4 separate regions of the Homo sapiens genome follow, and all the other regions are linked to region 1. The links are chromatin contacts, found by Hi-C or POLR2A ChIA-PET in ENCODE. All regions are on one chromosome and are shown on one strand. Each heading gives the region's core, a stretch centred on a gene start or an enhancer-like site at or near the end of the contact. The rest is flanking DNA. Distances are from core to core; before and after follow the strand shown.

Region 1 (6,692 bases), core at 2,256-4,755:
TGGGGGCATTATTTGTAGTTACCCTTCCTCTTAAGTGCGGGAGAGTCTCCTGATAGAGATTCCTAACTGGACTTGGGCTTTTTCTTCTATTTGCTGGGTAGAAAAGTCCTTAAAGTGGATGCTCATGTTCAGTGGCCTGGGCATATATTGTTTCACTGGTATCAATAATATTTTAGGATATAATTTTCTAGCAGCTAGGTTTTACATGTATATACACTATGGTTCAGATATAAATTACCCATCTCTCTATATTAGCCCAGTTAGCTAGTACATGGATAAGTCATTAGATAATTTGCTACCCATGTATTTGTCCTATTAAGATGTAGTTATAATAAAATTACCAAGTTATCTGTAGTTTGCTATTATGGGTAATATTTCCTCATGTAAACTGTATAAACTCACTTATATACATATATACACATGTACACATATGCATACATAAGCACACACAAAGGTAATAAAAGTGATTCTATATGTAGCTAGTAACAAGTTAATTTCAAAATATTTATTTTGTTTTTCTCTAGTGGACAGGTGGGAAAATATGGGAAAGGAGGTCTCCAGGGTTGTCTTCTGACTGACTAGGACATGATTAAAACACTTGGGAGCCTCAGATATAAAGGGGCTGTGATGGTAAGAATATATATACATTTTGACCTATGATGATTTTTTTTTTTTTTTTTTGAGACAGAGTTTTGCTCTTATTGCTTAGGCTGGAGTGCGATGGCACCATCTCGGCTCACTGCAGCCTGCGCCTCTGGGTTCAAGCAATTCTCCTGCCTCAGCCTCCCGAGTAGCTGGGTTTATAGGCACCTACCACCACGCCTGGCTAATTTTTGTATTTTTAGTAGAGACAGGGTTTCACCGTGTTGGCCACGCTGTCTTGAACTCCTGACCTCAAGGTGATCCACCCACCTCGGCCTCCCAAAGTGCTGGGATTATAGGCGTGAGCCTCTGCACCCGGCTGACCTATGATATGTATTTTTAAAAAGAAGATGGAGAAAACATGGAACTTTGCTTGAAAGAGAATTGCTTAGGGAAAAAGTGATAGCTGCTTTCAGATGTTTGAAGGGATATTTTGTATAAGATGAAGTAGATTGGTGTTTCACAATTTTCGAAAGCTATAGACCTTTTCCCTAATTCTCTACTGGAAAATTCTACTCATATTTTGGAGACAATCTGAGTGATTGTTCATGCTATGTGGTAAACAAGTAGGGAATTTCTTCCTCCTGACGTACCTGTTCGAGGGAGGTGGTGGCAGCAGCACGAACCTAATGAAGGCAAATAGAGAAACGAGAGGCAAAGACTGAGCATTAGAATATGCAGGCTAGGCACAGTGGCTCACGCCTGTAATCCCAGCACTATGGGAGGCCGGGGTGGGTGGATCACCTGAGGTCAGGAGTTGAGACCAGTCTGGCCAACACAGTGAAACCCTCGTCTCTACTAAAAATAGAAAAATTAGCCGGGTGTGGTGGCACATGCCTGTAAATCCCATCTACTTGGGAGGCTGAGGCAGGAGAATCACTTGAACCCAAGAGGCAGAGGTTGCAGTGAGCCAAGATCGTGTCACTGCACTCCAGCCTGGGGAACAGAGTGAGACTGTCTGGGGAAAAAAGAGAAAAGAATATACAAAGTAAACTTTTCTTACATACTTTGACTTTTCAGTATTTTTATGGAAAATAATTTCTTTTATGTATTACTTTCAGAGCAAAGATCATTAAGGATAGAAATTGTCTTTTATTGCTGAGTTTTCAGTGCCTAGTAAGTACCTGGTACATATAGTAGGAGCTCAGATGTTTGCTGAGTAAATGTGTTGAATAAAGGGAGGTGCACTGGGGTATTTCTAATGATGACCACCATCTTGAATTGGCACAAGCTTCTAAAATGACTGCTCTCAAAGCTGCAAAATTTACTATGTTAGTATCTAACCTCTGCTGTTGAAGAAGAAAAGCAGATTTCTGACTGCCCTCCTACTTTTCTTTTGTCTTTTCCCATCAACCTCTCTAACACAAAGTGCCAGTGACACTCTTTTGATTTAGAAATCAGTTTCCCATAGCTGCTATGTGTATAAGCTAGAACAGTAATAACAAAAACATGGTAATCTTGGATTTACATAACAACTTGAACTTCCTCTTTGTAAAATAAACTGGTAAAGTAAGGTGGTCAAGTTAGATGAAAGGTTAAAAAAAATATTTTACTTCAAGTCCTGGGAAACCTTGTTTATAGTGATCTAAAATGCAAGGAATTCAACTGGATTCAAGTAGCATTGTCAGAAGTTCCATTTCTAGGAGTAGGTTTTAAGAGTTTGAAAAACAGTGCATGAAGTTAATTTGGCAGCCAAGAAAATAAATGAAATTTAAAAAATCTCTTCAAGGGTTCTAAAACACTTAACATGAAATTTAGGATTGCAGAGAACTAATTGGAGACACTGAATAGATAGGACGATACAGGTGAAAAAGAAGAAAAGTGCATGGCGGAGTATTAATGTTCTGCAGAATATTAATTTCTCCTCTGGAAGGAACTTCTTTATAGAAATGTTACTCTAGAGGTAACTCTGTAATTAGGTAATTTTGAGCTTTTTTTTCTAAATTAATTTTTAAATTTATAATTGACAGTTATACATATTTATGAGATGCAGTGTGATATTTTAATGCATATATGCATTGTATAATGATCAAATCATTGTATAATGGTTTCTTTTTATTATTAAAATTTTTTTAGAGACAAGTTCTCACTATGTTGCTCAGGCTGATCTTGAACTCCTGAGCTCAAGTGATCCTCCCACCTTGGCCTCCCAAAGTGCTAGGATTACAAGACCAAGCTACCATGCTGAGCCATTTTTTTCCCCCTTAAATACAGGGTCTCATTCTGTCTCCCAGGCTGGAGTGCAGTGGTACAATCTCAGCTCACTGCAGCCTCCACCTCAGCCTCTGGAATAGCTGGGACCACAGGCTTGCACCACTGTGCTTGACTGATTTTTGTATTTTTTGTAGCGACAAGGTTTTGCCATGTTGCCTAGGCTGGTCTTGTACTAGGCTCCTGGCTCTGCCTCCCAAAGTGCTAGGATTACAGGTATGAGCCACCACACCTGGCCAAGTTGATTTCATAGAAGTTGAGCTGTGTTTTTTTTTCAGCTGCTCCATAACTTAAGACCTTAATCATAGACACCCCCTAGTTGAGTAGTCCCATTTTCTTTCCTGATTGCTCTCCAGCTAGTTAGCCTACATTGAAAGTACGTGATTCATAAATCCATGTAGTAAAGATTTAATTATAATAGTTACAGTCCCTGTTTTTGATGTTTAACAGATAATTTTTCATCTTTGCTATAAAAACAGAATAGAAATATTTACATGTAAATGCCAAGCACATTAAATCAGAAATATAATTTTTGTTTATTTGTTCCTTTAGCAAACATCTGTTGAGTCAGTCCTGTGAGCCACTCACTAAACTAATTACTGGGAAGGAAGTGATGTGGCCTCTAACCTCACTTCCTTCAGATAGCTGTGCACATGTCACCTGTTAGAGAGGCCTTCCCTGACCACTTCAGAAAAACAGCCCTGCCTTTCCCTCTTCCTTTCCTTCTCACTCTGCTTATTGTTCTCCATTGCAGTTGTCACCATTTCTCATATTACTTATTTCTTCCTCAGCATTTTTCTCTCTCAGTTGGAATGTAGAGCAGAAACTTTATTTTCTTTATCTCTTAAAGCCCAGAACAGTTCCTGGCACATATACATCTAATGAATATATGTAGAATACAGGCTCTGATTCCTTGTGCCATGATCCTACAACAATTTCATGTACCTTTATTTTTGTACTTAGGTAATTATTTTATACTTATATCCTCCACCAAACTAGAAACTACTTTTTTTTTTTTTTTTCTGAGACAGAGCCTCACTCTATTGCTCAGTCTGGAGTATAGCAGCACAATCTTGGCTCACTGGATCCTATGCTTTCTGGGTTCAAGCGATTATCCTGCCTTAGCCTCCCTAGTAGCTGGGACTACAGGCGCTCATCACCACACCCTGCTAATTTTTGTATTTTTTTTAGTAGAGATGGGGTTTCACCATGTTGGCCAGGCTGGTCTCAATCTCCTGACTGCAGGTGATCAACCCATCTCAGCCTCCCAAAATGCTGGGATTACAGATATGAGCCACCACAACTGGCTGGAACTTTTTGAAGTCAGTTTTAACCACCAGGTGAGGGGATCTCAGATGGGGTGTCCATTGGGTTGTTAACAGATGAATAGGAGTTTATCAGGAGGAAGGAAAAATGGCATTCCAGAACAGATTTTAGAGACATTTAGAAGTTACATTTGCCCAGATTTGGTTGAAAGATTTTAGGATGGAGTGTGTGTTTCCAGTTAAAGATGCCTTGTGGAGCATTATGTTTTTCTGACTTGAGTGACTGGATAGATGGAGGTGTCATTAAATGAAGGACTGAAGGATATTGAAGTGAAATATATCTCTCCTTCCTCTGGAGAAATGAGTTTAATTTGGGATAAGTTGCATTTCTGATGCCTGTAGAGAGTTCAGTATCTAGCTGAAAATTTGTTTCTAGAGTTCTCAAGAAAGAGGTTAGGGGTTGAAAATAGATTTGACAGTCATTTTATATGTTATAATTAAGTCTTAAGTGTAAGTGAAACCATACACAGAGAGGACAAAGACATGTAGAATGAAGACAGGACTCTAAGAGCTGGTCAGAGAAAGAAGAATCAGAAAGGAAATTTGAGAGTAAGTAGTGGAAAGGTCTGAGGACAACCAGGAGGAGTTGGTAATTTGCTTATTAGGAGGTGATAATTTTAAGTGGGGCAAGGGGAGTGGAAAATTTGTCCTTTGTCTTAGAGAATTCATTAGGATTTGGACTAAAGGGATACAGTTGGACTAGACCTGACAAATGGCAGTTTGGTAAAGTTACTGAGAACAGTTTCAGTGCAGTGGACGGAAGGGAGGAGGAAGACAGATAGAAGTGGGTTGGAACATAAAAATTAGAGCAGCAAACCGTGACAAGGTCAGGGTGGGGTAGTTGGCAGTTTTCCCCCAAGGAGGTATTTGTTAATTTCTGAGAAACCCTGAATTAGAGGTAACTGAAGGTAAGCGATACATACACTACATTTGTAAGTAGTTTGAAAAACAAAGGGATAGAGAGGGTAGCTATATGGAAAGGTGGAGAGAACTTTTGTTGTTTGGGAAGCATTTATATATCCATGAGATTTGGAGAGAAGACTAGGGATTTTCTCACATGAAGTTTTACATGTGAGAAGAGAGAATTATGGTGGCAAGGTCCTGAAGAGGACTGATGACTAAATCCCCACCTGAAATAGGACGAAGAAAATGAGGACAGGCAAAGAAAAAAAAAGTTGAGGATATAGCAATTGAGTGAACTGGGAGACAAGGTTATTGAACTAGTGTGAGGAAATCAGCATGGAACAGCAAGTTAAAGAGGTTTATGATGGCCGGGTGTGGTGACTCATGCCTGTAATCCTAGCACTTTGGGTGGGAGGCCGAGGCAGGAGGATCGCTTGAAGTCAGTTCGAGATCAACCTGGTCAATGTAGCAAGACCTTGTCTCTATAAAAATAAATAAAAAAGAAGGTTACTAGAAGTTTGAAACAGCAACCTTGAGGGGACAGGAATTAAAATGCAAGCAAGAGACTTTTCTGAGTAGTGTCAAGAACTTAGCTGAACTGGGAAATTGTAAATCAATGCTTGTCCTGCAGTTTTATTCAGCTGTAGTAGCAGGCCAAGAACAAGAACAGAGCAGGTGTATTTTGGAATTCTCCGTAGTTAGAGATTGGCACATCGAATGCTTTGAAAGGTTAAGGGGAAAGGAAGTTGAGGGTACTGGTCAATTTTGTTGAAATACTGATCCACGGGTAATCTTAGTAAGAAAGAAAGTAACTTCTGTTCCAATTTTAGTATATATGTTGCCGAAGTGAGCATGATAGTAATTTCTGGAGGGAGACTGATAGTTTAGAAGAATGGAGAAGGCTAAAGGGAATGGAAGGTCTTGATAAAGTCAAGCAAGTTTAATTGGTTAAAGGATTGAGAGGTGATAAAGTCAGATAGAAAGATAGTTGGTTAGAGCACCATAACAAATTTTTCTGAGTTTGCAGAGAAATTAAATTCTAGCATAACAGAAATAATAGGGCTATGAATCTAGATATGATAATACTGTGTGTGAAATGTTACATGTGAAATGTACAATGCTACATGAACTTTAAATACTTTAGAAGGCAGATGCCAGGATTCTTTGTTCATTGTAGGATAATCAATGCCTGGCACATTTGTAAGAGCTCGGTAAATATTTGTTGAATGAATAACACCCATCCACAGTCTTTCTTGCCTGGATAGTTCATAATGCCAGAAAATTTTGATTCATGTCCGACACCTAGTGGTACTGTACTTAAACTGCTGTTGAGTGGCAGCATTTTCCTTATACTATTTGAGGGAAATAGTACAGATTAGTCGTAGCACTATTGCTTTGTCCCTGAAACAACTCTCCAAGCTGGTTTTGGGAATTTTTACTATTAGCATTTTCCAGGGCTCTAATTTTAATTAGCAAACATTTATTGAGCATCTACTGTGTGCCATGCAGTGTTCTGTGTGCTGGAGATTTTCATGTCCTGTATATTCTCGTGCGTATATGAACTTACTGAACTTGAATACATAGGTAGAGCAGTTGCACTGGGCTACTTGT
Region 2 (6,692 bases), core at 1,427-3,926, 220 kb before region 1:
ACCTTAGGGCTTATTTTTTATTTGCCTGTCTCCCCAACCAGGAAGTCAGCATGAAGTGGGCAGAGACCATACCTGGTCCATAACAAATTGGAATAAATATTTGGTGACTGAACAAGTGGATGGTCCTCTTATATAGAAATTAGAAAGAAGTCTTTGATTAGTTTGGGGTAAGAGAGGACAGGGCAGAGGGAAATGGTAAATAAGCCCACATGGTCACACCCAAGGACACACCCACCAGCTGGTTAGTTGAGAGGTGGAGAGAAAGGTGCTGAGTGAGGGAGGAGCACCCTCTTTGTTGAGGCAGAAAGGCTTCCTCATAGGAGATTCAACGGGGACTGAGGAAGTGAATGCAACACAGCTGAGGTGGAACAGTGAAAAAAATTTCACTTAGCTTTTAAAATTTCCTTTTCCTTAAAAAAGATAAAGGCCTTCCAATATGCCTTGGCATAACACCAAATAACCACCAGAAGTAGCCAGAGCCCAGTTTGAGCATCACAGTTGTAAATGTTTTAGAAGCTATTTCTGGCATGAGTCAACGGATCATGTAGGTAGAGGCAATGTATTGTTTGTGGAGTTTTTCAGCTGTAGGGGAACTATTAAAATCCATTTGTTTCCATTTGATAGGTAATAAAAATCATTAGTTGTCACTGGGTTTGGGAAACTTAAATGCCCATTACAGCCCTGGGGAAGGGTTTTTGGTCTTATGGAGTGAGTTTGTTAGCATTTACATTATAGTTGCTGCCTTAGGATAGTAGGCTGCTACAATGACTTCTTTGGGTAGCCATTTTCATAAGAAATAAAATACAAGATATGAGTAAGGTTAAAAAAAAAAAAGATAAAGGCCTTCATATGACCCACGCTGTTCACTCATTCTTCATTCAGCCTCTCCGTGAAAGGTTATCAATTAAGTTAGATAGAACAAATAAGCCCCACTATTCAATGGCAATGTAGAGCGACGATGGTTAACAGCAATGTGTTGTATATTTCAAAGTAGCTAGAAGACTTGAAATGTTCCCAACACATAGCAATAATAGACAGTCAAGGCAATGGCTACCCCAAATACCCTGACCTGCTCATTACGCATTCCATGCATGTAACAAACACTCATGTACTCCGTAAATACATAAAACATTGTGTATCAACGAAAAAATAAAATTTAAAAAATAAGGATTGGCAAGATTTTAGAAATAAGTTTTAGAGGCTCTCCAAAATCTTCCCATCATGCAGAATATACACTAGCTGGAAAAAAAAAAAAATGTAAAAGGAAAAGGCACCCAACAGTTAGTGGGTACTTGTTTTAATGGGTGTAGAAGAAAGTCTGAAACTGCAATAAATATCTGCAGTGGATGAAAGGATTGTTGAGGCCAGGAGTTTGAGACCAGCCTGGGCAACATAGTGAGACTGTGTCTCTACAAAAGAAATTTAAAATTTAATTTATTTAATAATTTAAAATGGTGGTGCACACCTGTAGACTCAGCTACTCAGGAGGCTAAGGTGGGTGATCACTTGGGCTCAGGAGGTTGAGACTGCAGTGACTTCTCCTTTCTCCTGTAGTGATAATACAATTTGTCAGTCATTCAGTAAACTTACATTTAAAGTACATTTATCATCATGTTATTACTCTGCCAGGAATTTGTTCCCAGGAAACACACCTTCTCTTATTTCATGCTTGGCACTCTAAGAAGAGCCCCATAGGTCTTTCCATGCAAGACTCTTTCCTTGGATTTAAAGAAATCCAAAGAATGAAGGATTCCTTAGGATTCAGATAGTCTTAGAGAGGGGAGGGTGAGCTTTTACCTGGAATAGAAGGGTTTGTGACTAACACAGAAAAGAGAGCAAGGGCCCCCCAAGGGCAACAGTTGACCCCCAAGCCTCAAGGTACTCCTCCATAGCTATCACTGTCATGTACCCAAAACCAACGATCATTCCCTCCAAATAAATTTAAAAAACCATTAAGCCAGCCAGCCACGGTAGCTCATGCCTGTAATCCCAGCGCTTTGGGAGACTGAGGCGAGTGGATCACTTGAGGTCAGGAGTTTGAGACCAGCCTGGCCAACATGGCAAGATCCCGGTCTCTACTAAAAATACAAAAATTAGCCAGACGTGATGGCACACACCTCTAATCCAAGCTGAGGCAAGAGAATTGCTTGAGCCCTGGAGGCAGAGGTTGCAGTGAGCCAAGATCATGCCACTGCACTCTAGCCTGGGTGACAGAGCAAGACCCTGTCTAAAAAAAAAAAAAAAAAAATTAAACCTACAAAAACCCCACCAAAATTTAATACAATACCGCAACCTATCCCCCACTAATAATTAGCCCTAATCCTTCATAAATAGGTGACGGCTTTGAAGAAAATTCCACAAAGCCTACAACAAGAATAAAACTTAATAAAAATAAAAATATGGAATGGGGTAATCGAGAAAAGAGTAGGATCACTGGACATAAGTGGACCAGCATGACTGAAGGAAATTAATCAAAAACAGGGAAGTAGTAGGAAAAAAAAAATGAAAACACGGGGTTTGATGTGTAGAATACATTGAAAGTCTCAATGAAGAGCTGAACTTGCTCAGCAAAGCAAACAGGAGACACAAAAGTATTTGAGCAGAGATGACATCATGGAGCTGTGTTTTAGGAAAATGAAACTGACAAGAGGGAAGAATGGCTGAAAGAGAGGAGAGAGCAGTTTGGAGGCGGGGTAGGCGGAGCCTGCAGGAGCACTTGAACTACAGGAGCCAAGTTAGGGTGGAAGAGAAGGAATCGTGGTATCAAAAGGAGCCGTGACAGAGTTAAATGAAGGAGGGAGGGCTAGAAAGGATTTTTTAAAATTAAATTTGTGTATGAAAGAACTCTATAAAACATGGGGAAATAGCTCACCTACATAATCTTGTCATGCTGTGAGTTAGAGGCATTATGAACCCATAACTGTATAATACTTCTGGAGCCCTTGAAGACATGGGATTAAAATATTTAGAAAAAAAGGAGACTCTACACAGCCCTCTCTCTCTCTCTCTCCCTCCCTCCATCTCTCTTTTTCTTTCTTTCTTCCATTTCTTTCTCCCTTTCTTTTTTTTAAATAAAACATTTTTTACTTTGAACCCCGAGAAACTACCTTTCTTTCTCATCTCTTCCTTGCTTTTTTTGTTCTCTTTCTTTCTCTCTTCCTTTCTCTCTTTTTCTTTCTTTTTGTATTTTTTTGCTTTTTTTAAAATTCCTTTCTCTCTCTTCCTTTCTCTCTCTTCTTTTCTCTCTCTCTCTCTCTCTTTCTTTCTTTTCTTCCAAGGAAAGGAAGCTCACAAGGGAAGCTGTCTGAGTCATGGTTCTAAATAGGTCATTGCTGTTGAATAAAGTGAGCCCTCAATGATTAAGTTAAATGGCCTCTTCAGTTCATGATGTTAAAAGCATTTTATTCGGTGTGTTTAAGCTGTCTACACAATGTACTCTCTGGCTGATTTTTTTTCCAAAGTTGATTTAATATTGGCACTTCATAAAATGTGTGTATCTATTAAAGTAAGATTTTATTCATATTCACGAGGAACCTCTGAAAGGGTGGAATAAAACAAAATGCATGGAAACAGGCTCAAATCTGGCACCATGAAAACACAGATGTGCAGGTTAAGCCCAAGATTTTGGGAGACATGCCCCCCAAACCTGCCCTCAAATAAGTTTTTTTTTCTTTTTTTTTTTTTTTTTTTTGAGGCAGAATCTCGCTCTATCGCCCAGGCTGGAGTGCAGTGGTACGATCTCAGCTCACTGCAACCTGCACCTCCCACGTTCAAGCGATTCTCCTGCCTCAGCCTCCTGAGTGGCTGGGATTAGAGGAGCCCACCACCATACCCAGCTAATTTTTGTAGTTTTAGAAGAGATGGGGTTTCACCAAGTTGGTCAAGCTGGTCTCAAACTTCTGACCTCAAGTGATCCACCCTCCTCAGCCTCCCAAAGTGCTGAGATTACAGGAATGAACCACTGTGCCCAGCCTAAGATTCTAATTAAATGCCAGAGTGAAGCATCGGAAACTGCCAAAAGTTCCCCCTTGGCTGCCTTAACTGTTTAAATCATTCTTTTTTTATTTCATCTGACTAAGCTGAGAACAATAATGGAAAGACCCACTGACTGATGATTCTGGAAATTTTGTGAATTATCACATAAAACGAAATGCTAAACTACATTCCCTTTTCCATGGGGTTTATATTCACATTCCTACTCATTCTCCATATCCCCAATACAGCTCATTGTCACTGCTGCCATTGCTCTTGATTAGTGTGATCACGGCCACCAAACTACACTGCTGCAGATGAGACGGTGTGGTGTGCAAATCACTGTGTGCTCTAAAATACTAGAAGTAGGAATAACCTATTTAAGAATATCATGTAGGTTTGTGCAATTCTTTCCTCCCTTCTTTTCTTCTTTCTTCCTTTCTTTTTCTTTTTTGTTAGGAAACCCCTTGTGATTAGTTTTGATCAGAATCATGCAACAGCAAAGAAAGCACACCCCAGAGATTCCTCATAGAGTTTTTGCCTGCAGCTCCTAGGCTGCAGATTTTACTGGCTTTCTGGGAGGAAATGAGCTAGGTGTGATGAGATGACTAAGACAGTAACTGGCAAACATCTCAGATGCAGTGATCAGAGTTATCAGATTGGAAGTGTTTAGGAGGCATGGTGTGTACTGAAAAGAGAAGTTGCCCACTCAAAAAACCTGAATTTTAGGAAATTGCTTAGTGCAAAATTAAAAGCAATAGACATTGATAATAGCTTGGTTAAGGAGGAATTGCAGATTGTTAAGGAAAAATGGAGGGGATGAATCAGAAATACAATGAACCAGAGAAAGTGAAAGAAATGAGGTCAAAATTGTTGATTCACTACACAGGTATTTCTTGAGTACCTACTAGATGCCAGTCTCCATGTTATGTATTTTTGTTCGTTTGTTTTGTTTTGTTTTGTTGAGACAGAGTCTCACTCTGTCACCCAGGCTGGAGTGCAGTGGCACGATCTCAGCTCACTGCAACCTCTGCCTCTCCGGTTTAAGCAATTCTTGTGCCTCAGCCTCTCGAGTAGCTGGGACTACAGGCGTGCACCACCATGCCTGGCTAATTTTTATATTTTTAGTAGAGACAGAGGTTCACCATGTTGGCTAGGATGTTCTCAAACTCCTGGCCTCAAGCAATCTGCCTGTCTTGGCTTCCCAAAGTGCTGGGATTACAGGTGTGAGCCATCGCACCCAGCCTCCATGTTATATATTGATTATATAAAGATAAATAGTTTTGGCTCCTTAGCTCTTTGAGCTAATCTTAGGCACAGCCATATCTCAGAGTTATTGTGGATTTGGTTTCAGATCACCACGATAAAGAGAGCCACACAAATTTTTTGATTTTTCAGTGCATATAAAACTTATGTTTATACTGTATGGTAGTCTACTAAGTGTGTGATAACATTATGTCTAAAAAATAAGGCACATAACTTAATGAAAAACTACTTCATTGCTAAAAAACAATGCTAATGATCATCTGAGCCTTCAGTGAGTCATCATCTTTTTGCTGGTGGAGGGTCTTGCCACGATGTTGATGGCTGCTGACTGATCAGGCTGGTGGGTGCTTCAGAAGGTTGGGGTGGCTGTAGCAATTTCTTAAAACAAGACAACAGTGAAGTTCACTGCTTAGATTGACTCTTCCTTTCATGAAAGATTTCTCTGTAGATTGTGATGCTGTTTGATAGCATTTTACCCACAGTAGAACTTCTTTCAAAATTGAAGTTAATCCTCTCCAGCCATGCTACTGCTTTATCAACTAAGTATATATAATATTTTAAACCCTTTGTTGTCATTTCAACAATGTTCACAGCATCTTCACCAGGAGTAAATTCCATCTCAAGAAATCACTTCCTTTGCTCATCCATAAGAAGCAACTCCTTATCTGTTCAAGTTTGATCATCAGGTTACAGCAATTCAGTCACATCTTCAGGCTCCACTTCTAATTCAGTTTCTCTTGCTATTGCCACCACATCTGCAGGTACTTCCTCCACTAAAGTCTTTTTTTTTTTTTTTTTTTGAGACGAGTTGTTGCTCTGTCGCTGGTGTGCAGTGGCATAGTCATGGCTCACCACAGCCTCTACCTCCCCAGGCTCAGGTGATCCTCCCACCTCATTTTTTGTAGAGACAGGGTTTTGCCACGTTGCCCAGGCTGGTCTCAAACTACTGGGCTCAAGCAATCCGCCCACCTCAGCCTCCCAAAGTGCTAGGATTACCTGTAGCAGCCACCGCCCTTGGCCTCTCCACTGAAACCTTGGGCCCCTCAAAGTTATGCATGAGGGTCGGAATCAACTTCTTCCAAACTCCTACTCATGTTAATATTTTGATCTCCACTCATGGACGATGAATGCTCTGAATGGCATCTAGAATGGTGGATCTTCAGGTTTTCAATTTACTTTACCCAGATCCATCAGAGGAATCACTATCTATGGGCAGCTATCACCTTACAAAATCTATTTCTTAAATAATAAGACTTGAAAGTTTAAATGACTCTATGGGCTGCAAAATGGATGTTGTGTTAGCAGGCATGAAAATAATCTCCTTGTAAACATCTCCATCAGAGCTCTTAGGTGACCAGGTAGATTGTTAATGAGCATAATATTTTGAAAGGAATCTTGTTTTCTGCGCAGTAGGTCTCAAGAATGGCCATAAAATATTCATTTCAATAAACCAT
Region 3 (6,692 bases), core at 1,563-4,062, 200 kb before region 1:
ACTGAGGCGGATGGATCACTTGAGGTCAAGAGTTCGAGACTGGCCTGGCCAACATGGTGAAACCCCATCTCTACTAAAACTACAAAAATTAGCCTGGCATGGTGGCACACGTCTGTCTTCCCAGCTACTCGGGAAACTGAGGCAGGAGAATGGCTTGAACCCTGGTGGTGGAGGCTGCAGTAAGCCAAGATCGCGAGACTCGGTCTCAGAAAAAAAAAAAGAATCCTTTCTGACAAAAAATCATCATCTTTTCAATGAATCTTCTTTTGCTTTTCATAAGTACCTTGCACTGTGCTTAAATCCATTTCCTCTCATTCTGCCCTCAGTAGGGAGCTCATTAATATCCTCTGCATCATGAACCCAAAGACCAGCATTAATGCAACCTCCACATTCTCTTCCTCAAGTTGAACAATCCCGTTGCCTTTCATCTTGTGTCCTGGCTTTTGCTTTCCAGCCCTTTAAACAGCCAAGACACTGAGTACAGCGGGAGAATTGCTTTCTAGTTGCTGTGGCCCGCGCACCTGTTCACATAATGCAGCGTCGTAACGCCTTCTGCTTGAACTTTCCTTTGTGTTGTTGAGAGTGTTTCCTTTGGCATCGTATCACTGCATACTGCTTGCTTTAGAACACCAGGGCCACGTGACTCAATTATGCATATTTCTTGTTATGCACCAGGCTTCCTGAGCCCTTTCTCAACTCTGTATGCTAGATCAGTCATTCTTCATTGTAGGTTGGCTTGTTTGCCTTGCCTCCTTCCTCCCGAGTAGTCCTTCGGGTCCAGGTCCCTCTTGGGCTCATCGTGTGCATTTCTCACCATTTCTCACTCCCTCCTGCCTCAATGAAAGGTCCTCAAGTTTGAGTGGCGACAGCAGCATATGGTGACTTGCATTTATATAATCTAAATTTTGTTCCTTTTTTTTTTTCTCTTTCTCTGTCTGCTAAGATGCTGGATTTGAGATTCCAAACTTATTTGTGGTGGGATATGCCTTAGATTACAATGAATACTTCAGAGATCTGAATGTAAGTCTTGCATGCAAATCCCTAACCGCCCTTTTTATAAGAACTTAACAATTTAAAAAAGTATTGAATGCGTGTTAGTGATGTCTGCTATTGATTGAGTATCTTCTATGTCAGGAGTATGGTGAGCACATTGCATCCATACTCCCAATTAACTCCCACTACTATTCTGCAGGGTAGGTATCAGGATGATAGAGGCAAATTATGATTATCTCTATTTTGTACTAAAGAAATAGGAAGCTAAAAGCAGAACTATGGTTTGACACTGATTCTTCTCCATAGTCATTGACTGTGCCCAACCAACCATAACAATAGCCAATATTCTATACACTGGTTTGTGTCAGTGCTTGAACTCTAGCAGGTTTCAATTACAGTGGCATGCAGCTCATAACTCTTCCCTCTTTGGGGGAAATGATCTCACCACACAGACGTGGACCCCCAGTGTGGACCCCAGCTGTGTGACCCTGACCAACACTGCATGATCTAGAGGTAGACAACTTACCCATAGTGGACCAATCAGTCTCTCTGTCCTGGGAATTAGAAATTTAAACCAAAAGTCACAGAGACTGAGTGTGTTCAGACTTCAACCACTAGGATAGCAGTGCCCCCAGAGAGTATCCATAGCACCATGGGTGAAAGTCTCTGGAGCTGCCCTTGTTCCTGCCTTCTAGTTGCTTCATTGCCCAGCTCATCCTTGGATTCTGAGAGCTACCCCAGTATTCCACCAATAAATTCCCCCTCCCCCCTCTTTAAAGACACAGGGTCTCACTCCACAGTCTCACCTAGGCTAGAGTGCAGTGACGCAATCATAGCTCACTGCAGCCTTGAACTCCCAGGCTCAAGCGATCCTCCCGCCTCAGCCTCCTGAGTAGCTGGGACTACAGGCACACGCCACTATGCCTAGCTAATATTTTTACTTGCTGTAGAGATGGGGTCTTCGTATGCTGTCCAGGCTGGTCTTGAACTCCTGGCTTCAAATCATGCTCCCACCTCAGCCTCCCAAAGTACTGGGATTACAGACAGGGGCCACTGAGCCCATCCAAATCCTCCTTTTTTGCTTACATTAGCCTGGCCCCATTTCTGTTGCTTTCAATCAAAATATTCCTAACCCTTTGCTTGTTGCCCAAAAAGGGTTGAATAAGAGCCCATGTTGTGCTTGCCACTGTTATTTCTCCATTCACCCAAGCAGTTGTCATCTTACCAGTAGGAGACTTCTGTTTCTAGCAGGGCTAAACATACAGCTCCCTCAGCATTTCTGGGTTTTAGGGACCTGGGGAGCCGGATTCAGAATAGGAATCTCCAAACTAAACCACAAAGGACCTTTTGTCAAGCACTTGAATGGGTCTCTTTAGATTTTACCCACACATATAAATACACACATTTCTATTTAAATGATCAATAGCCAATTACAGGATGGCATTCGGTTATTACTGCATCACCTTTTCTGTGTCTCATATTTTGTTAAGAAACTGATGCGTTTAAATCCTTTATTGTTTCAGCACATATGCGTCATCAATGAGCACGGTAAAGAAAAATATCGAGTCTAAAGACATGAATTCTCACCACTAAAGTCCCAGATAGCATCATATTTACGCCTGTACTTGGGAAGCCAGCTGTCAAGTTTGTCCCCCCAGGCATCTTCACTCAGCAGGATATAAAAGAAAAAAATGTTCAAATGAGAGAGCTTTCTTTTCTGAGGTTAATATAAAGAGTATCAAAGGTTCCTAAGGAAAAGAAAGCAGTGCTTTTATTTGACTTGTTCCAAATTAAACACTCCGCCTTGTGACTCAGCAATGCTATCTACCTTCACACTCCTGAGCTCCGCCTTCCTTTGTTTTGATACAGTCATTATATTTGATTAGTATTCCCAGGAATACCCCCACCTAGTTACTCAAATATTTTTCACTTAACTTTTTATACTCTTATTTTGGTAATAAGCTTACAATATTAAGAAGCTGGGGACTTTTTTTTAACTGAAGACTTGAGTCCCCTATACCGGGAATGCAGCTATTAATAGATTCCCATATTTTAAAAGGAGGGAAAGGACAATTTAATATAAATTTCTGTTTGTGCATTTCTGACAGGCCATTATTATCTGCTTTGACAAAGCCTTTCTGAAACGCAGTGTACAATGAATCTTAATGATGTTATGAAACGAGCTTTGCTCGGGGCTCTTGATTGGAGCTTCCGGTATGTGATGACGGTATGTCATGTATGCATGGATGTACTCAACTGTGTTTAATACTCTGAATTTTAATTAGAAAAAAATACAATAGCAGCAAGGCCCTGGTTTCTAAGCTGTATCCTTTTATTCATGTGGGACATGAGCAAATGGCAGAATTAGGGGCGAGTGCTTTCAATGCTCGAAACTAAGCAAGTATAAATTTTTCCTCTTATTTGCATGAAAGGACAAGACACTGTTATGCCCTGTCCTAAATGTGAAGACAGAGGTTGAATTTTTTAAAAAATATCTTTAAAAGACTGATCACAAAATCCAAGGTGCTACAGGAAACAAGCACACTCAAGAAAGTTTTTTTCTGAATAACATTTTTTTCCAATTTCTCCGTTTTATAAGACATTTCCTAATTTATGGGGATTTTAATTGAAAATAAACTTGAGTCCCAATAGAGCTGTTTTTTTCTCACTTCCTACAAAATGCAAATGCAAAATAAATAACTAAGCAGCTTTTGTTTGGTTCTGAACCGTATGTGGCGTATTGTTATTAGGTTCTAGCTTCCTTTAAACTAATAAAGAATAAGAAAACTTGTTATGTTTTATCACTTCTTACTGTTTTTCTTCCGCCTCCATATTTTTTAAATACTTTCAGACATTAACATGTATGTGAGTCAGTAGCTTAAATATACGACTGCATGTATCTATCCTGCGGCTTTATTTTTGTTAACTTGGATTAAATCCAATATATGCACTAGTAGAAGCAAATGATTAAGCTGGGCTAGATCTGCTGCTTTTTTTTTTCCTCAAGCTCGTTTGTGAGAACAAGGAATTTTAGTTGTAAAAGAAGATTTTCCTGCATATCTTTGTTTCGGTCAGAGAAGAAAACAAGCCACACCCAAATATCCCAAGGGATAAGTCTGCAAAAGGAATCTCTTCTAGCTTTGTTTCACAGAAGCATTGGTACCCAAGCTTAGATTTATAATTGTGTCTGACTGACGAATTTCTTGAAATACCAAAATTAACACTCTGAATATAGCTTTTTTTTCACAATGCCATGTTTATGTCAGAGGACCTAGAAAAATCCAGGCACACATTTGGTTTTAAGTGTAAAATTATCCATAAGTATGCAATATGAAAATGTTTTCTTAAAAACGTTGAATTTTAGTAAGCATCAGTATCCTTTCTGAGGACAGTCTGTTTATTCAAATTAGAAAGGAGATTGATCTACCTCACAAGATTGTGAGGACTTGTATAGTTAATGCTGAAAATTCACTAAATATGCAAGAAGTTTAATCATGCTTGCAGTTTTTTCCTACCAGACAATATTTTGACAGTGATAGCCAAGAAAGTCATCTTGGGAAAAATAGTATTTCCTTTTCTCTTGCAAAACTCATGTCTAGTTAATATCACTGAGTTTATTCACTCTAAACCAAAAATGCAAAACTTATTACTTGATTAATAACAAATCCATTATTAATTTAGTGTTCCAAAGCTGATTTGTAAGGGGGAAAATGTGTATGTGTGTGTGTGTGTATGTGTGTGTGCGTGTGCGTGTGTGTATGTGTGTGTGTGTGCGTGTGCGCGCGTGTGTGTGTATTTCACTGGGAAGTTTGGAATCAGTTATAATCAACATAATTAGTAATATTTTGGGATTTTCCAAACAAATTAGAACCCCTCATTATAAATTGGTCCTTTCTTACAGGGACTGGAATGTACTCATTTTTGACCCACGGACCCCCTAGATGTAAATGGCAAATAGTCAAATCCCGACATACCTTGTTTAATCTTTGCGTATAAGATGGCTTGCCATGTTTCAGGCCTTCTGAGACTGTGAAAACAGCCTTTCAGAGCACAGTCAGGCATTTGCTCAGCCTTCTGTGAAATCAACTTGTGTCTTCCCAATGGAGAGAAAAAGCAGGCTATTCCACATCCAGAGACCGGGTGTCATGGAAATATGCCCTCCCTTTTGTCATAGAGGTAGTGTGTTCTAGGAAGTTGAAACCCCAAACCACGCTCTCCACCCAGTTATCTGACTAATTTGGGCAAACTTAGCATTTGGGAGTTTTACTGACTTTGCAATCGTGAAGCTCCTTTGGATCCCAAGATGACAATTGAGAGCTAACAACAAGCCAGTTTCAGGAAGGGAAGAAGGGGATCTCAAGAGGGGCCTTTGCACGCTGCTGAGGGGAGGTGTGCAGAAATAGGAAGAGGGTGTGCATGGAGAGGGCTGCATTATTTCTTGGCCAGTCATACACCCATGATGGCTTCTGAGCCCGGTGCAAAGAGGAAGACTAAGACACCAGCCTAAAGAGCTGCATTCATGGTTATCTTTGTGCTGCATAGTGGAGCTGACAGGCCAGCTGTTCTTCACATTTCATTGAGGAGCACGGGGAAGCTTTGGGGTGGGAAGAAGCAGGAAAGTAGCTCCGTGCTAGCACCCCAAGGGCTCTGCAATTTGGGAAGCACTGTGGACTGGAATGGGCGCTTCCCAAGATGCCACCCTCCAGAAGCGTCATGAGCCACAGACATCCGCAAGGAGACCAGAGCCCACATGAGAGGAATGTTGATGGACAAGTTCCAGAAAGCTCAGAGCACCCCAGGAACCCAGCTACAGCATCAGGTTGTGCAGCCCGCACTGCTGGTGCCCTCACAAAGACATCAAACCAAGGAGAGCCCACACTTCACTTGCCAACCCGTGGACCCTGGCTCACGACTGCATCAGCCCTGAGGAAGAGGTGCCTTTTCCTAAAAAGAGAGTCTCTTTCTAGTCCTCTCAGAAGAGATAGGTTTTTGCAATTTCTCAGCCAGGAGGGAGTGGCTTTTTAAGATAGGGTGGGGCACTGAAGCCCTACACTGCCCAAGAGGGAGAAAGAAGCCTGAACTAATGTTACTGTGACCTTCTTTGTGTCCAGAGCCTAGTGAGGGTTGAGTAGAAAGTAAGCTGTGAGTGAGGAAGGTGTGAAGGTCACTCAAGAAGCCTGGCTGTGAAGAGAAGAAGACATATACAATCATAGCCAGAAGGCTTTTTAAAGATGGGAGATTCCTGTGAACTCACCTCGGGGGTGTGGGGGGAAAGATGCAAGAGACTTGCGAGTTTTTATTTGCTGTAGAGAACAGCCACATAAACCAGAGAAAGTGTATTCCTTGTTGATGGGGGTGGGGGTTGGGGTGGCTCACGCCTGTCTTTGGGAAGCTGAGGTGGGATAATCACTTGAGGCCAGGAGTTTAAGACCAACCTGGGCAACATAGCAAGACCCTATATCTACAAAAATATAAAAATATATATATATAGTTATCCAGGGGTGGTGGCACGTACCTGTAGTCTCAGCTTCAGGGGGCTGAGGTGGGAGGATTGCTTGACCCCAGGAGTTTGAGGCTGCAGTGAGCTATGATCACACCATTGCACTACAGCCTGGGCAACAGAGCAAGACCTTGTCTCTAAAAAATAGTAAATAAATAAATAAATTTTGTTGATTGTTTTGTTAACAGATCATTCCAAA
Region 4 (6,692 bases), core at 1,402-3,901, 170 kb before region 1:
CAAATGTCAAACAGCTAGCTACCTCAAGGTATGACAGGAATATTTTTTTTTTTTTGAGACGGAGTCTCGCTCTTTTGCCCAGGACAGAGTGCAGTGGCGCAATCTCGGCTCACCGTGCCCGCCCCAGGAATATTTTTAAAGTTGGTCACTGTTCATGAAGTCCTTTCTCATGACTTGATACATCATCTCTGTGCCAGCCAAACAAACCTGTTTGCAACTATGCTCCTGGCTTTCACTCGTGGCTTCTTTGTCCTTCTGCACAAATCGTATTTCCACATTGAATGTGTGGACGAAAGAAAAGAAAAAACAAGTTTTTAATGAATTAAAGTTAGTTTTATTCAGAAGTCTTACTGAGGACTGTGGACTGAGGCCTATAGCTCTGGAGGAGTCTTTCAGAGAGGAGATTTTGTCAGAAATCTCCCAACCAGTGTTTTAGCTCACAGCTTATATACAGGAGGGGGGAGTTTATGATGACAGATCACATCCAACGTACTCAGAAGTTATTATATTGGTGCAAATGTAATTGTGGTTTTTGCTATTAAAAGTAATTACTTTGAAGCAGAATCACAACAAGGTTGAGGTATAAGAGTCCATCTAGTTATAGATTACAAAAACATAGTCACTAAACTCATCAGAAGTTATCTTATGTTGGCCAGTCACAGTGGCCTACAATCCCAGCACTCTGGGAAGCTGAGGTGGGTGGATCACTTGAGGTCAGGAGTTCGAGACCCGCCTGGCCAACATGGTGAAACCCCCGTCTCTACTAAAAATATACAAAAAAAATTAGCCGGGTGTGGTGTTGTGTGCCTGTAATCCCAGGTACTCAGGAGGCTGAGGCAGAAGAATCGCTTGAACCCAGGAGAGGTTGCAGCGAGCCGAGATCAAGCTACTGCACTCCAGCATGGGCAACAGAGTAAGACTCTGTCTCAAAATGAAAAAAAAAAAAAGTTATCTTATGTTTAAGGAAAGACAAGGACAAGGGTCATTTATCTTTAAGGAATATGGTGACCCAAGTAAGAGACACAGACGGCCATATGCTCTGTCCTGTTTTGTCTTTAAAGCATCCCTCCAGAGATCTGCACGTCACCACAGAGCCAGGTGCTTGGTGAAATTATGCTGGCAAGCAGAAATGAGCAGATATGGCTTCTGTTTGCTACTTCGTCTCACAAATGCTTTTTACTTTCTCTGTACCAATTCACACTCCTCCTGTCTATCTCCTCCTGGATTATCACCATCCTAAGCAGGTGATCCTGGAAGTCACATTCCCTCTGTTCTTACGTGTGTGCTGGATTGCCAAGGTAAGATTATGTCCATCAAGGCTTGTATTTATGCATCCTGTGTGTCCTCAGGAAAATCACAAGCCTTGGGATGGTAGAAATCATAAAATCATACATTCTATTTCTTTCCTATCAAATCCCTGCCAGGACACTTATTAGTATAGATATTAATTCAGTTTTCAGTAAGTATGTAATAAATGGTTCTAACTGAGTTTCTTCTTTTATACAGGTAGAAAGAGCAGACTTTGATTTTAGTCCTGGCTCTGTCTTGAACTACCTGAGTGGTATTAGCCGGGACACTTCACTCCTGCCCACATGCCTCTCAATTATAAAATGAGGAGAAAGGCCAAGCACGGAGACTCATGCCTATAATCCCAGCACTTCATGAGGCCAAGACAAGAAGATCACTGGAGTAAGGAGTTCGAGACCAGCCTAAGCAACATAGCAAGACCCACATCTCTACAAAAAATTTTAAAATTAGCTGGGTATGGTGGTGCACAATTGTGGTCCAGTAGAATGCTCAGTAGATGTTAGCTATCATCATCATCTTTATTATTATTAGGGCTTTATTAATTATTATTACTATTGGCTCTTAAATCAACATGATTTTTGCCACATTGCCCAGGCTGGTCTCAAACTCCTATCCTCAGGCATTCTACCCGCTTTGGCCTCCCGAAGTGCTAGGACTACAGGTGTGAGCCACTGCACCCGGAACCCGGGTATATATTGAAAAGGATGAATAGTTGTGAGCTTGGGCAAGTTGCTTAATCTCTCAATGCCTCGGTTCCTCACCCAAGATGAATAATGATCCCTACCTCATAGGGTTCTTATGAGGATTCAGGCAATTAGACCCAGACTGGCTACTTAGTAAGCACTCAGTAGATGTTAGCTATCATCATCATCTTGATTATTATTAGGGCTTTATTAATTATTATTATTTTTTTTATGAGAGAGTCTTGCTCTGTCGCCCAAGCTGGAGTGCAGTGGCACAATCTTGGCTCACTGCAACCTCCGCCTCCCAGGTTCAAGTAATTCTCCTGGCTTAGCCTCCCAAGTAGCTGGGATTACAAGCGCCCACCACCATGCCCAGCGAATTTTTTGTATTTTTAGTAGAGACGGGGTTTCACCATGTTGGCCAGGCTGGTCTCGAATTCCTGACCTCAGGCGATCCGCCCATCTCGGCCTCCCAAAGTGCTGGGATTACAGGCATGAGCCACCACGCCCAGCCAATTATTATTATTATAGGCTGTCAAGCCAATTCCCAGTAGTACTCTTACCTACATGAGGATGGAAGCTCTGGCAGGACAGGGAGGTAAGCTCACGTTAGAGCCAGTCTACCTGCTGGGAAGCAGAGAAGCTCAGGCTGCCGCCTGCCAGTATTTTTAGCAGCGATGGTGAATCACGAGCAGTTAGTGTCAGAAAGACTAAAAATTGAAATAGCTTCTAACACCTCGACAGTATTTTTACCACACTGTTTTATCTAGGCATTAAAAATATACATGGTTTTAATTATATCTTGCTTTGCAGGAGGGGAAAAGAAAACCCTCAGCCGCTTGCCATCTCTCTCCTTTTTATATGTGTCTTTCTTCATGAAAAGCGGGCCTCTGAAAACGATTGCATGAAGTGGAGCGTCTCTGTCAGGTGGAACTGGCCTCCCAGGCCGCATTTACCCCAGTGTTATTACAGGAAATGAATGCATTGTATTGAAGGCCGTTTGTCGCTCATTGTTGCTCAGGCTCAGGCCTGTGTGGGACTGTTTGTCCTCCTGCACACACAGCAGCCATTGTGTCCCCTGCAACATCCTACATGCAGCTGTGAACAGTTGTGCCCGAGCCAGTTTATCGGCCGTGGAATTCACTCAGAAAGGAATCGAGAACAACATATCAAGTCAGGGCCCTCATTTTCTCTGGGAATGTTCTGAGCTCTCCCGCATTCCTCCTCCCACTTGGCCAAGAAAAACAAACAAACAGTGGCCTCCTTTGATGTACGCACCTCTGGGCTATTCAGAGGTGGGATTTTTTGGGTAAGAATTTCCAATTTCTACATGGAATCTCCATTCACAACTTTCTGGACCCAGAGAGCTAAGGCAACAGAATCTAATAACTACAAAGGCTGTCCCTGCCACTGATCTCTGGGGCCAAATGATGTCCCTACAGTAAACAAAGTCAAGGGGGTGTCCCACCCCGTCATTTCACACCATGACAGCCGTGAGGCTAATTTGCAGGGTGACTCTATGAACACTGTGTTGTCCTTTCGGGTTGTTCATATGGCCCACCTCCCATAGGACACATATTTAATTCATCAGAACATGAAACACTTGGCAGGGCACAGTGGCTCACCCCTGTAACTCCACACTTTTGGAGGCCGAGATGAGAGCGTCACTTGAGGCCAGGAGTTCGAGACCAGCCTAAGCAATATAGCAAGATCCTATCTTTATTTTAAAAGAATGAAAAATAAAAAACAGGAGGCTGGGCGTGGTGGCCCATGCCTGTAATCCCAACACTTTGGGAGGCCAAGGCAGGTGGATCACCTGAGGTCAAGAGTTCGAGACCAACCTGGCCAACATGGCAAAACCCTGTCTCTATTAAAAATACAAAAATTAGCCAGGCATGGTGGTGGGCACCTGTAGTCCCAGCTACTTGGGAGGCTGAGCAGGAGGATCGCTTGAACCCAGGAGGCGAAGGTTGCAGTGAGCCGAGATCGTGCCACTGTACTGCAGCCTGGGAGACAAAGTAAGACTCTGTCTTAAAAAATAAGAATAATGAAAAAAAAAAAAACAAGAAATATCGGCTCCCAGGCTAGAAATAGGAGTCAAGAAAGACTGAGGCAGGTTTCATAGGTGAACATTCATATCAAGTCTTGGCAACTGTTTAGGTGGGACAGTTGAGGCTTGGGTTGGCTTAGAAACATTGATCATTTTTTCTTAAGCATAGTGCCTACAATTTTGATTGGTAAATGGGGTTTTGGGCTTGGTTGTGGAAAGTGAACCAACCATCTGTTTTTTTCCTTGGACTGCAGTGGTGCTCAACAGAACATTTTGCACGAGGAGCCTTAAGCTAAACATTTGCTCTAAAACATATATGTGTATCTATACATCTATGTACATGTAAAAAAACCATGTGTATCCACTTATCAGAATAAATCTCTGATGCTGGGTGTGGTGGCTGATGCCTGTAATCCCATCACTTTGGAAGGCCAAGGCAAGTGGATCACTTAATCCCAGGAGTTTTGAGACTAGCCTGGGCAACACAGTGAAACCCTGTCTCTACAAAAAATACACAAATTATCTGGGTGTGGTGGTGCATGCCTATAGTCCCAGCTACTAGGGAGGCTGAGATGGAAGGATTGCTTGAGCCTGGGATGTCAAGGCTGCAGTGAGCCATGAGCATGCCACTGCCCGAGTGACACAGCAAGACCCTGTCTCAAAAGAAAAAAAAAGAATAAATATCTAACAAACACAATATATCAATAGTTGCCAATAAAGTTTAGAGTAAGTAGAATTTAGAAGAACATGACTTAACTAAGTCCAAATACACAGATGTAACTTTTCCTCACTGTCCAAATTTCCAGTTTTCACTACTATTAAATGTGACTCTGATGTTCATAAACAGGGCAAAGGAGGAAATAAACTTAATTCACTCAACTTGTTCTTCAGAGTCTAAAAGCCTTGTGGGGCTTATGCTCAACTTTTACACAACGGCTTTGGCATTAAAAGTCTTTGCACAGGCTGCTTATAATCCCTGCACTTTGGGAGGCCAAGGAAGGAGGATTGCCCTGAGCTCAGGAGTTTGAGACCAGTGTGGGCAACATGTCGAGACCCTGTCTCTACACAAAATTTTAAAAACTAGCTGGGCAGGATGGTGCACACCTGTAATCCCAGCTACTGGGGAGGCTAAGGCAGGAGCATCGCTTGAGCCCAGGAGGTCAAGGCTGCAGTGAGCTATGAGTGTGCCACTGCACCCAAGCCTGGGCGACCCTGTCTCAAAAAAAATAAAAATAAAAAAAATTTTAAAGCCATTGCACAGTTTTCTCTGCTGCTGGAATAAATGGATCTTCTGCTAGCTCTAATTGCCCTAGTAAAAGAATATTATCTTTGACCACTGATCCTAAGAACCCAAATTCCCTGCAATTCCTTTGCTAAAGGAAATCCCTGTCTTCTCTCCATTTCTGGCCCCTGAATGCTATTTTTCTTACAACCAACAAAGAAGAGTATAAAGGTGTTTATGGAAAGAGCATCCCTGTGAGCCCCCTTTTCCTGGGACAGTTATTCTTTTCCCAAACAGAGAAGGGTTCTTTTAATAATCAAGTTACCGATTTATTCTAAACTCTCCCCTCCCAACTGATATTTGAAGGTTGGAATGGCATTAAAAATAACATCACATAGAAAGCTGGCCGGGCGCGGTGGCTCACGCCTGTAATCCCAGCACTTTGGGAGGCCGAGGCGGGCGGATCACGAGGTCAGGAGATCGAGACCATCCTGGCTAACAAGGTGAAACCCCGTCTCTACTAAAAATACAAAAAATTAGCCGGGCGTAGTGGCGGGCGCCTGTAGTCCCAGCTACTTGGGAGGCTGAGGCAGGAGAATGGCGTGAACCCGGGAGGCGGAGCTTGCAGTGAGCCGAGATCCCGCCACTGCACTCCAGCCTGGGCGACAGAGTGAGACTCCGTCTCAAAAAAAAAAAAAAAAAAAAAAAAAAAAAAAAAAAAAAAAAAAAAAAAAAGAAAGCTAATTATGTTCCACTTCCCACCCGTCCTTCTTGCCAAGTAATCTTGGGTTTTGCCACCTTGTTTTTTTATTTTTTGAACATTAAAAAACAGAAGAAGACGAGGGAGGCAGCAGAGAATGGGAACAGATTAGGCTTTAAAATAGAACTGTCAAGATGGTTCCCCGCAGGCTCTGTTCTGATCTAGCAATTGGTAACTTCAGATCCACTTGCTTTCACAAGCGTCTGGATAGCAGTAGATTGAGCAGCAATTAAGGGATAGAGCATTAAGCCGAATGAACTTACTTTTCTAGCATTAACTATGGCTTTTCATGGTTTCCAGTGAAAAATAAATTTAAACAAACTTATAAAATATTTACGTGAACAAACAACATGTGAAAAAACAAATTTATAGAAATCGGTCAGTTGTTCAGAGCATATTTGCAAAACACTCTAAATTGGGGGTCCTTAAACATTTTACTCACAACTCCCCACCTCCACTCAAAATAAAAAAAAAAAGAAGAAGTTTGAAAAACTATGCAGCACTTTCTCACCTGTTTGAAGGATAACATCTAAAATTTTTCAACATAAGTTTAAATAGCTGCCAAGGATGTAATTTCCAGCGGATTGTAAATGTTAATATTGTAAACTAAACCCACAGATCACTTTTAAACGTCTCCGATGGAATCTAAATATCTGAGCAATTTAATAC

Evidence for each region. A loop is a pair of places that touch in the nucleus more often than their neighbours do. ChIA-PET counts read pairs that join two places held with the same protein, here RNA polymerase II (POLR2A). Pooled maps may share reads with other maps.
Region 2: a map of ascending aorta shows a loop between it and region 1 (4-fold over the local background). The contact joins two enhancer-like sites. A Hi-C loop is called at or near these places in 6 of 168 maps with a recorded cell type or tissue (MCF 10A, PC-3, ascending aorta and 3 more) and 7 of 50 pooled maps. POLR2A ChIA-PET finds 5 or more read pairs at or near these places in 2 of 52 experiments (HEK293T and activated naive CD8-positive, alpha-beta T cell).
Region 3: a map of Calu3 shows a loop between it and region 1 (4-fold over the local background). The contact joins two enhancer-like sites. A Hi-C loop is called at or near these places in 3 of 168 maps with a recorded cell type or tissue (Caco-2, Calu3 and endothelial cell of umbilical vein) and 2 of 50 pooled maps. POLR2A ChIA-PET finds 5 or more read pairs at or near these places in 1 of 52 experiments (PC-9).
Region 4: a loop to region 1 is called in a map of GM12878, with 2.8 times the contacts of the local background. The contact joins two enhancer-like sites. A Hi-C loop is called at or near these places in 5 of 168 maps with a recorded cell type or tissue (GM12878, PC-9, dorsolateral prefrontal cortex and 2 more), 10 of 37 single-sample maps with no recorded cell type and 16 of 50 pooled maps.

Annotation. Positions count from the first base shown.
Region 1 is chr10:24,642,769-24,649,460 of GRCh38, reverse strand. The region is part of intron 4 of ARHGAP21 (Rho GTPase activating protein 21); the gene reads left to right. Among named protein-coding and RNA genes, the nearest start is that of ARHGAP21, 78 kb to the left of the region's middle. RefSeq lists a silencer at 3,458-3,547. Within about 2 kb of position 3,505, at least 3 of the 41 ENCODE cell types and tissues checked have a DNase peak (open chromatin) inside an H3K27ac peak, as active enhancers do; they include endothelial cell of umbilical vein, where a contact is called at or near this core.
Region 2 is chr10:24,863,360-24,870,051 of GRCh38, reverse strand. All of the region lies in intron 4 of PRTFDC1 (phosphoribosyl transferase domain containing 1), which reads left to right. Among named protein-coding and RNA genes, the nearest start is that of PRTFDC1, 86 kb to the left of the region's middle. Within about 2 kb of position 2,676, at least 13 of the 41 ENCODE cell types and tissues checked have a DNase peak (open chromatin) inside an H3K27ac peak, as active enhancers do.
Region 3 is chr10:24,845,716-24,852,407 of GRCh38, reverse strand. PRTFDC1 (phosphoribosyl transferase domain containing 1) reads left to right here. Exons shown (of 9, transcript NM_020200.7): 8 at 944-1,020; 9 at 2,517-3,794. The coding sequence ends at 2,564. Among named protein-coding and RNA genes, the nearest start is that of PRTFDC1, 100 kb to the left of the region's middle. Within about 2 kb of position 2,812, at least 8 of the 41 ENCODE cell types and tissues checked have a DNase peak (open chromatin) inside an H3K27ac peak, as active enhancers do; they include endothelial cell of umbilical vein, where a contact is called at or near this core.
Region 4 is chr10:24,808,466-24,815,157 of GRCh38, reverse strand. No RefSeq gene overlaps it. Among named protein-coding and RNA genes, the nearest start is that of ARHGAP21, 88 kb to the right of the region's middle. Within about 2 kb of position 2,651, at least 4 of the 41 ENCODE cell types and tissues checked have a DNase peak (open chromatin) inside an H3K27ac peak, as active enhancers do.